2 separate regions of the Homo sapiens genome follow, and region 2 is linked to region 1. A link is an interaction called in ENCODE POLR2A ChIA-PET data of the cell type or tissue named here. Cell type or tissue: IMR-90. All regions are shown on one strand. Each heading gives the region's core, and the rest is flanking DNA. Links, peaks and the distances in the headings are about the cores only.

What was found. ChIA-PET counts read pairs that join two places held together with the same protein. Peaks named below come from ENCODE experiments on the same cell type or tissue, not always from the same donor. Only the 100,000 strongest peaks of a DNase experiment are listed, where the experiment ranks them.
Region 2: POLR2A ChIA-PET joins it to region 1 with 5 read pairs; 1 of 35 experiments calls an interaction of 5 or more read pairs at or near these places.

Annotation. Positions count from the first base shown.
Region 1 is chr10:30,742,555-30,747,940 of GRCh38, reverse strand. No RefSeq gene overlaps it. Among named protein-coding and RNA genes, the nearest start is that of LINC02644, 22 kb to the right of the region's middle. In IMR-90, for the core only: no CTCF peak of the experiment used is centred there; a DNase peak (open chromatin) is centred at 180; H3K27ac peaks cover 2,816 bases.
Region 2 is chr10:29,010,399-29,015,784 of GRCh38, reverse strand. No RefSeq gene overlaps it. Among named protein-coding and RNA genes, the nearest start is that of C10orf126, 170 kb to the right of the region's middle. RefSeq lists an enhancer at 4,385-4,925. In IMR-90, for the core only: no CTCF peak of the experiment used is centred there; a DNase peak (open chromatin) is centred at 2,464; H3K27me3 peaks cover 65 bases.

The DNA.
Region 1 (5,386 bases), core at 84-5,083:
GAGCTGGAACTTGCGATGGCCAACTGTGACAAATCTTATACAACTTTTCAGACGGAAGGAACTGTTTGAGACGCTGGGAGTTTTTGGTGAATTTCAAATGAGGTACCTTCACCTCAAGAGTGTGCTGTGATCTGGCCCAGCCTTCGAGAGGAGGATGAGTCACCGGCATTTTCCTGCATCCAAATGCCGTGTCTGGTCCCCAACCCCTGAGTCAGTGTTAGGGAGGCAGCAGACACACAGCAGACGCACCCTTCGCTCTGATGGAGGACAGTGTCCACACTGCTCTCCTGCCAGGTCTTTTTTTTTTTTTTTTTTTTTTGAGACAGGGTCTCGCCCTGTCACCCAGGCTGGTGTGCAGTGGTCCAGTCACGGCTCACTGCAGCCTCAAACTTCTGGGCTTAAGCCATCCTCCCATCTCAGCCTCCCAAGTAGGTGGGACTATAGGCGTGCACCACCATGCCAGGCTAAGTGTGTGTGTGTGTGTTTGTGTGTATTTTTAGTAGAGACAGAGTTTTGCCATATTGCCCAGGCTGGTCTCAAACTCCTGGGGCTCAAGTGATCCGCCTGCCTTGGCCTCCCAAAGTGCTGAGATTATAGGCATGAGCCACTGCGCCCAGCCAAGAACTTTCATTACCACCCTGCCTTTTTCCCCAGCTTAGGGAAGACATAGAAAGCTATAAGTTGGCAGGACCTTAAGTGAGAACTAGGAGATATAAGACGGTGGGAGAACAAACCTTGGAATAAGATTTGAAAATGTGACCCTGTGCAGTGTGAAGCCTATGCCACCAGAAACAGAGTGGAAAGAGTGATAAGTGCTGGGGACATTGTTGCTCACTAATAGGTTATTTTAAACATAGGGGTAGGACCACGCTTCGCACTGTCATCTGTAATGTGTGAACAAAAATAGTTTTGTGGCCGGGCGCAGTGGCTCACGCCTGTAATCCCAGCACTTTGGGAGACCGAAGTGGGTGGATCACCTGAGGTCAGGAGTTTGAGACCAGCCTGGCCAACATGGTGAAACCCCGTCTCCACTGAAAATACAAAAAACTTGCTGGGAGTGGTGCCGCATGCCTGTAATCCCAGCTACTTGGGAGGCTGAGGCAGGAGAATTGCTTGAACCCAGGAGGCAGAGATTGAAGTGAGCCGAGACTGCGCCATTGCACTCCAGCCTCGGCAACAAGAGCGAAACTCCGTCTGGAAAAAAAAAAAAAGTTTTGTTCTAGCCGGATGCAGTGGCTCACGCTTGTAATCCCAGCACTTTTGGAGGTCAAGGTGGGTGGATCACTTGAGCACAGTAGTTCACGACCCGCCTGGGTAACATAGCAAAACCCCGTCTCTACAAAAAAATACAAAAATGAACTGAGCGTGGTGGCACATGACTGTAGCTCCAGCTACTTGTAGGGCTGAGGCAGGAAGATCACTTGCTCCTGGGAAGTGAGGCTGCAGTGAGCAGAGATCATGCCACTGCACTGCAGCTTGGGTGACAGAGTTAGACCCTGTCTCAAAAGAAAAAAATAGTTTTGCTCTGTCATTTGGTTGACAAAACCTATTTCAGCACTCCATTTGCCTTGAAATACGTCTATTTATTTCTGTGGTTATTCAGAAGTGCTGTCTTTTGTGCATCTGTGGGCTGCTCAGGACGGCGATGCAGTCTGAAGATGGATTTCACTATATTGAACGTGTACTATTGCATTTAAAATTAGAGACAAGAGAAAAGAAACCACCACTCACTGATGACAAGTGTCTGGTGAAATGGACACTTGTACAGGCTGCTTGTAAAAGTACATTCTGTTATGAGACATGGGAAAAACAATTTGGCAGTAAGTATCAAAACCTGTGTTGTGGGCGCTCATGTAATCCTAGCACTTTGGGATGCTGAGGCAGGAGTTTGAGACCAGCCTGGGCAACATAGTGAGACACTGTCTCTACAAAAAGTTTAAAAATTTAGCTAGATGTTGCCCAGGCGCAGTGGCTCATGCCTGTAATCCCAGCACTTTGGGAGGCTGAGGCGGGCAGATCAGATGGTTTCAGGATGGGGGCTAGTCACAGAAAGACCAAACGTTGTTTAGAAACCTGGAACTTTCAGCCTCGCCCTCCAAGCTCTGGGGAGAGCTGAGGAGCTGGAGATTGAGTTAATAATCCATCTTGCTGCCGGGCGTGGTGGTTCACACCTGTAATCCCAGTACTCTGGGAGGCCAAGGCGGACAGATCACAAGGTCAGGAGATGGATAACATCCTGGGCAACATGGCGACAAAACCCCGTCTCCACTAAAAAAATACAAAAATTAGCTGGGAGTGGTGGCACATGCCTGTAATCTTAGCTACTCGGGAGGCTGAGGCATGAGAATCGCTTGAACCCATGAGGCAGAGATTACAGTGAGCGGAGATTGCGCCACTGCACTCCAGCCTGGCGACAGAGGTAGACTCCGTCTCAAAAAAAAAAAAAAAAAAAAAAAGCTAGATGTCATGGTGTGTACCTGTAGTTCCAGCTACTCAGGAGACTGAGGCGGGAGGATCCCTTGAGCCCAGGAGTACGAGGCTGCAGTGAGCTAGGATCGTACCACTGCACTCTAGCCTGGGCGACAGAGTGAGACCTGTTTCTAAAAAACAAACAAAAAATCCTATCTCCTTTGACTCAGCCATTTCCCTTCTAGGATTTATTCTGTTTTTTTCTGTTTTTTTTTTTTTTTTTTTTTTTTTTTGTTGTTGTTGTTGTTGTTGTTGTTTTGAGATGGAATCTCGTTCTGTCTCCCAGGCTGGAGGGCAGTGGTGCGATCTCGGCTCACTGCAAGCTCCGCCTCCCGGGTTCACGCCATTCTCCTGCCTCAGCCTCCCAAGTAGCTGGAACTACAGGCGCCTGCCACCACTCCCGGCTAATTTTTTGTATTTTTAGTAGAGATGGGGTTTCACCGTGTTACCAGGATGGTCTCTATCTCCTGACCTCGTGATCTGCCCGCCTCGGCCTCCCAAAGTGCTGGGATTACAGGTGTGAGCCACCGCGCCCAGCCTCCTTCTAGGATTTGTTTTAAGGAAAAAAGTTAGTGGAGAGTTGCTGAGTACAGCACCACTTGCACTGTCAAAATTTGTACAGAAAACACATGTCCAGCATAAGGGGACTGGTTAAGTAAGTATTGAGACATCCATGAAATGTGACAATACACAGTCCCACAAATCATGTTGTGGAATGTGTTTTGGATCCATTGCTTAATGCAAAAAGTCACTTAAAAAACATTGTATCATGTGATCTCAATTTTACAAGAGAAGGATACACTGTGTATGCTTGGAGGAAAAGAATCACCAAAATATTTACAGTGACTATCTCTGCATGTTCAGAGAGGGCCTGATCTTTAATTTTTCTCCTCTGTGCTTTTCCTAATATTCTACCATAAACATACATTATGTTTGTTATCAGAGAGAAAGAAACAATGGGATTGTTGAAGAACCTCAGCCAGGGAAGTTAGCAGAATTCTTATAAAGACTAGAAGAATTTATACAGGATATTGGACTATTATATCATATTATATTATATTATATCATGCTGTAAGGTTCTGCAGTCACAAGGGGATGGGAGGGGAACTTCTTAGCAGTTCTATTTATGATCAGATGATCTTGGGGAAATACAGCGAAGGAAAACCAGGGTCAGCTGAGCCCAGGGAATTTTCTAAAGAGCATCATTTATGATGATCACATCTTGGAAAGAAGATGTAAGAAGTGTACTGGATATGTTTTGGTTTAGAGTTCATCATAAATTGGAGAGAAATAGTAGACTTGGATATCCCATAAAATAGCTCTGAATCCTGGTAGGATTAATTAAATCTCTATCCATGCAAGATAAAGTGGTGAAGCAAATCCTAACTGGGCCTCTGTTGCCTAGAATGGGTCTTGTGCTTAAAAACAACAACAACATACAAGAAGAAAGGAACCTGGCCTTGGAGCTGGAGTTGGTGATCTACATCCACCCTGGTTGGAGGCTCCATGAGACCCAGCCCTACACCCCCAGGTCTATCCGGAAAGAAGCCACGGCAAGGATGGTAGAGGTCGTCCTCATCAAGGAGGTTCCATTAACACCATCTCCTTTGTCAGCCACACCCATCCACCTGTGTGTGTGCCTGTATGCATGGGTGCCAGCCACAGGCATCACTTGTGTGTGTGTGCCAGCCATGCCCATCCAAGTGTGTGTGCACATGCCAACCACAGTCTATCTGTGTGCATGCATGTGTGCTGGCCATAGTCCAGACTGTGTGGGTTTTGCTTTGGCACCAGACTGGGAATCCCAGAATGGGGCAGCTGTGGGACCACTGCCTTGTTCCCTGTACCTTCATAAACAGCTGTTTCCTTATTTCATGCTGTAGCATGCTCAATACCTTAGAATCGTGAGTGTTGCTTAGGGGGACAAGTAATTGTGTTACTCCTTCCCCACCCAAACTCCTCTTGGTATTTCTCACCAAAGTGCAACTAGCATTAGAGCATGGGATTGTTGCATGGGATTGCCCCAACACTGAAGCCCTTTTAGGTTCCCTGGCCCTCCTAGTGAATACAGTAGGACCCTTTCTGATCCTATGACAGTAGGACGCTTTCTGATCCTGTGATAACCCCAAATGCCCCTACCACTCTTTCAAAGCCATGTGGGAGCCATGCTGAAATGACAGGTGTGATATCCAAATTGAATTGGATTAGCTCAAAAAGCCTTCAGGCCCGAATCCTCTCCCAATCTGTGACCTCTCCTCCAAGTGCCTGAGAATGACTGAGTGTCACACATTTGCGTGATGGCTTTCCTGTTGGTGACCTGTAGCTTTGAAATACTCCGTGCTTCCGACAACATATATCTGTGGATATTTGGAACGTGTGGCTTTGACCAATTTTGGGATCCCATAAATCTTAGAATATCAGAAGAGGAATCAAGGACCCAATATTTTAACTCACTCATTTATTCATTCATTCATCAGTCAGGATTTGTTAAGGACACACTGTGTTAGGCACTGGAGCTCAACAATGAGCACAGAAATGAGTCAAGCAATCACATTAATAATATGTCATTGCAAACAGGGATGCATGCTCTGAGGAAAGAAAAGAATAAGTTAGAGGGGAGTTTGTCTTAAAGGAACTGCCCAGACTGAGCAGTCAGAGATGGTTTTTCACTAAGTGATGTTTGAGTGAGATCTCAAGGCAAAGCAGGGGCTGGCTAGACGAAGGGGAGTTGTGGTGGCATTTGATCATTCTAGATGGAAGACAGAGCCTGTGCGATGGCCTGTGTGCAAGGGCTGCCAGGGCGTGGGAGGAACTGAAAGGAGCCAGTGTGGTTGAACACAGAGAACCAGGGGCATTTGAATAAGGGCCTTATGGGCTTCTTACGGAATTGGAGTTTTTAAAAGAGCAATGGGGAGCC
Region 2 (5,386 bases), core at 85-5,084, 1.7 Mb after region 1:
AGTCAGAGATGAACACGCACTTTGCTTGAGCTCTGCAGTGCCAAGTGGCCCCAAGGAAATTAGGGTCAGGAGGAAAGATATCTCTGACTCTGGAGTTTAGACTGTAATGCCAGCTCTCTGTAGGCCTGGGAGGCAGGGGGCTGAGCAGAGACAGAAGAATGGTCACTGAACCCACAATCCCTTTCCCTTTATTTCCCAACATCTTTTCTGTGTTATACCCAAAGCCATAAAGAAATGGGTCCTTCACTAGCCAAACTATGACCTGAGACTTATTTTCATTCTTAGTGAGTTAGCTTAAGATTGATAGCCAACATTTCCTCTGTGTAAGCAGCACATTCCATAACAAATCCAAGAATAGCAAAACAACAATACAACATCCTTTGGGTGGGAATAGATGACAAAAGTACTTTTGTAAACTTGAGAAAAAAACTTGAAAAACATGATTGTCATCATATTAAAAAGAAAAAGAAAGAGAAAAAAACTCCTGTAATGTTCATATAATCTAAATTTCTAAATTTTAAAATATAAACAAATACATTAGAGGGGAAGTTCCTCAAATTGATAAAAAACATCTACAAACATCTATATCTAATATACTTACTTGTGAAAAACTGAATGCTTCCCCCTGAGACCAGGAGAAGGCAAGGATATCCACTCTCATCACTTCTTCTCAACATAGTGCTGGAAGTTCTAGTCATACAACAAGGCAAGAAAAAGAAGTGAAAGGGATACAGATTAGAAAGAAAAAAAAACTACCTCTATTTTCGGAGGAAATGATTACATAAAAATCCCAAAGAATCTACTACCAAAAAAACTCCTAGAACTAATAAATGAGATCAGCAAGCTTACAAGATACAAGATAAACATACAAAATGTAATTGCTATCAATGAATGCAATGAATATGCAGACATGGAAATTAAAAATACAGTAACATTTACAATTGCTCAAAAATGAAATACCTAGGTATAAATCTAACAAAACTTGTATGGGACTTTGTATGCTGAAACTACAAAATGCTGATGAAGGACATCAAGTAAGACCTAAGTAAATGGAGATATATATACTATGTCCATGGATTGGAAGTAATGAATATAGTAAAGATGTCAATTCTGCCCAAATTGATATACAAGTCTAATGCAATTTCTATCAAAATTCCTGCAAAATTTTTTGTAGATATAGACAAAATTATTATAAAATTCCTGTGGGAAGGTAAAGGAACTAAAACAGCCAAAACAATTTTGGAAAAGAAGAAAAAAGGCAGAGGAATCTATCTATTCAATTTCAGGACTTACTATAGAGCTACAGTAATTAAGACTGTGTGTATTGGTGGAAGGACAGACACATAAATCAAAGGAACTGAGTTAACAACCCAGAAAAAGAACGATTCAAATATAACCAACTAATTTTTGATGAAGGTGCAAAAACAATTCATTGGAGCAAGAACCACTTTTTTTCAACAAATTGAAAAACAAAGCAATTGGACATCCATAGGCAAAAACTGAACCCTAAACCTAAGTCTCACATTTTATACAAAAATTAACTCAAAATGGATCATAGATTTAAATTTGAAGTGTAAAACTGTAAACTTTTAGGAAAAAATCTTCAGGGCCTAGGGCTAAACAAAGAGTTGGACTTGACACATAATGCATGATCTATCAAATTAAAAGTTGATAAATTTCTCTGCATCTAAACTAAAAACTCTTGCTCCATGAAAGACTCTATTACAAAGATAAAATGGCAAGCTACAGAGTGGTAGAAAGTATTTACAAACCACACGTCTGGCAAAGCACGAGTATCTAGAATACACAAAGAATTTTTAAAACTCAACAGTAGAAAAGCAAACCATCCGGCCAGGTGTGGTGGCTCATGCCTGTAATCCCAGCACTTTGGGAGGCCAAGGCAGGTGGGTCACTAGGTCAGGAGATAGAGACCATCCTGGTGAAACTCCGTCTCTACTAAAAATAAAAAAAAAGTAAAAAAATTTAAAAAATTAAAAAAAATTAGCCGGGCATGGTGGTGGGCACCTGTAGTCCCAGCTACTCGGGAGGCTGAGGCAGGAGAATGGCATGAACCCAGGAGGTGGAGCTTGCAGTGAGCCGAGATCCTACCACTGCACTCCAGCCTGGGCGACAAAGCAAGACTCCATCTCAAAAAAAAAAGTAAACCATCCAATTACAACATGGCAAAACATATACACAGACATTTCACTACATAATATATAAAGCTGGAAAACAGGCCAATGAAAAGATGTTCAACAGTATTAGCCATTAGGGAAATACAAACTAAAACCACAGTGAGCTATCACTATACTCCAATCAGAATGGTTAAAAATTTTAAAAAGTGACACCACCAAATGCTGGCAAGGATGCAGGAAAACCGCATCACTCATACATTGCTGGTGGGAATGTAAACTCATATGGCCACTCTGGAAAACAGCGTGGTAGTTTCTTAACCATCTAAACAAGTAACTACCACACAACCCAGTAACTGCATTCTGGGCATTTATCCCAGAGAAATGAAGACTTGAGTGCACACAAAAGCCTGTGCACAAATGTTTATAGCAGCTTTATTCATAATAACCAAAAACTAGCAAGAACCCAGATAACCTTCAGTGGATGAGTGACTAAACAATCCGGGATACATTCATACTATGAAATACTACTGAGCAATAAAAAGAAATGTGCTGGCCACGTGCGGTGGCTCACGCCTGTAATCCCAGCAATTTGGGAGGCCGAGATGGGTGGGACACCTGAGGTCAGGAGTTCGAAATCAGCCTGACCAACATGGTGAAACCCCATCTCTACTAAAAATACAAAAAATTAGCTGGGCGTGATTGTGCACACCTGTAGTCTCAGCTACTCAGGAGGCTGAGGCAGGAGAATCACATGAAGCTGGGAGGCAGAGGTTGCAGTGAGCCAAGATCGTGCCATTGCACTCCAGCCTGGATGACAGAGCAAAACTCCATCTCAAAAAAAAAAAAAAAAAAAGAAAAAAAAAAGGAATGTGCTGTTGATACACACTGCAACCTGGATGAATCTGGAGAATCATGCTGACTGGCATAGATCAGTCCTAAAAAATTACATACTGAATGATTCCATTTATATAACATTCTAGAAAGGACAAAATTATGGAACTGGAAAACACATTTGTGGTTGTTGGGGGTTAAGGCAAATGGGATCTCACTGAACTACTGCTTAAACTGCATGTGAATCTACAATTGTCTCAAAATGAAAAGTTTAATTTAAAAAACTGTCACGGAAGAAAAACCTCTCTGTGAAGCTTACAGCACTATCTCCTTTCCCAATTATCTTCAAAACTATAAGTTGCATTTTGGGGACAGAGTGTTCATCAAGATAAATTTGTTAATAGCATTCTATTAACAAATTTAATAGCATTGAACTTTTGTTTAAAGGAACAGTCTTTTCCAACTGCAAATACATTGTCCTTGCTCCTAAACAGTTCTTTTATTTATTTATTTATTTATTTATTTTTATTTTATTTTATTTTTGAGGCAGGGTCTCAATCAGTCACCCAGGCTGGAGAGCAGTGGCACGATCATGGCTCACTGCAGCCTCAACTTCCCGGGCTCAAGCAATCCTCCTGCCTCAGTCTCACAGGTAGCTGGGACTGCAAGCATGCCACCACGTCGGGCTAATTTTTGTATTTTTTGTAGAGACAGGGTTTCACCTTGCTGCCCAGGCTGGTCTTGAATTCTTGGGCTCAAACTCTCTGCCTGCCTCAAGCATCTCAAAGTACTGGTATTACGTGAGTCACTGAACCTGGCCTCTTAAACATTTCTTTAGGTGAATTTTGAAATGATACACTTCAAAATGAGTTGTATCTGACAATGATTGAAATAACATTTTTTTAATCATAGGGAAAAAAGAAACAACAGTTATCCTCCAAGCAAGTTAGTTTTAATAGGAAATGTGCAAATATTAAGTAGTGTGCTCTTGGCACGACATTTTACATTAATTCTTCATTTTATGTATGTAGGAATTTGCATACCAGAGTTTTACCCTGGAAGCGTTGCCAAAATTTCCTTCTTGTCTGAGGTCCAAAGTTTCTGGCTGGAATTTTATAACAAAACATGCATTGTTTCCACTGGGGTTTATACCAGAAATAATTAGGTAAAATGGTGGTATAATAAAAACAATGCAGCTTTTGTAAATCATTGTTGCTAAACTTCACAACTTGCAGTGTTTGAAGAACTGAACTAAGTTAGCTGCTGCCGATTACCAGGAGAAACCACGACTGACATATAAGCACCTTTATTTGGTTTGATTACCAGTTTTAGAAACCTGTGACCCAAAACACTGTCGATTCTCCACATTTAATTTTTTATTTACTATCCTCCCTGGAGTAGATCTGAGGGTTAACAAAATGCTTGCAAAGCACTTTCAGGTGATCAAAGGAAAGTACCTAAGTAAAATTCCACTTAGCCAGAATAACAACAAATCAGTTAAAATTAAAAATTTAAATACATATACACGTGTTGCTTAACGACAGACACATTCTGAGAACGTCATCATTAGGTGATTTTGTCATTGTGGGAACATCATAAAGTGCACGTCTGTAAACCTGGATGGCGCAGCCTACTCCACGCCTAGGCTACACGGTGTAGCCTATTGTTACCAGGCTACAAACCTTTACAGCGGGTGATTATACTGAATACTGTAGGCAATTAGAACACAATGGTAAGTATTTGCATTTCTAAACATAGAAAAGTTGCAGTAAAAGTATGAAAAAAGATGAATAGACTGGACATGGTGGCTCACGCCTATAATCCCAGCATTTTGGGAGGCCGAGGTGGGCAGATCACATGAGGTCAGGAGTTCAAGACCAGCCTGACCAACATGGAGAAACCGCGTCTCTACTAAAAAAAAAAAAAAAAATGGAAATTAGCGGGTGTGGTGGCGCATGCCTGTAATCCCAGCTACTCGGGAGGCAGAGGCAGGAGAATCGCTTGAACCTGGGAGGCGGAGGTTGCGGCGAGCCGAGATCACACCATTGCACTCCAGCCTGGGCAACAAGAGCGAAACTCCATCTCAAAAAATAAAAATAAAAAAAGATAAATAATGGTCCACCTATATAGGACACTTAAACATGAATGCAGGTTGCAGGACTGGAAGTCACTCTGGGTGAGCCAGTGAATGAGTGAATGTGAAGGCCTCGGACATTCCTGTACATGACTGTAGATTTCATAAACACAGCACACTTAGGCTACGCTAAGGGTATTTTTAAAAATTTCTCTTTCTTCAGCAATACATTAACCTTAGCATCACACAAGCACACGAGTAATGCATTGCACTTTGACATTATGACAGCTATGATCACTAGGGGATAGGAATTTTCAGCTCTGTTATAATCTTATGGGACCACCCT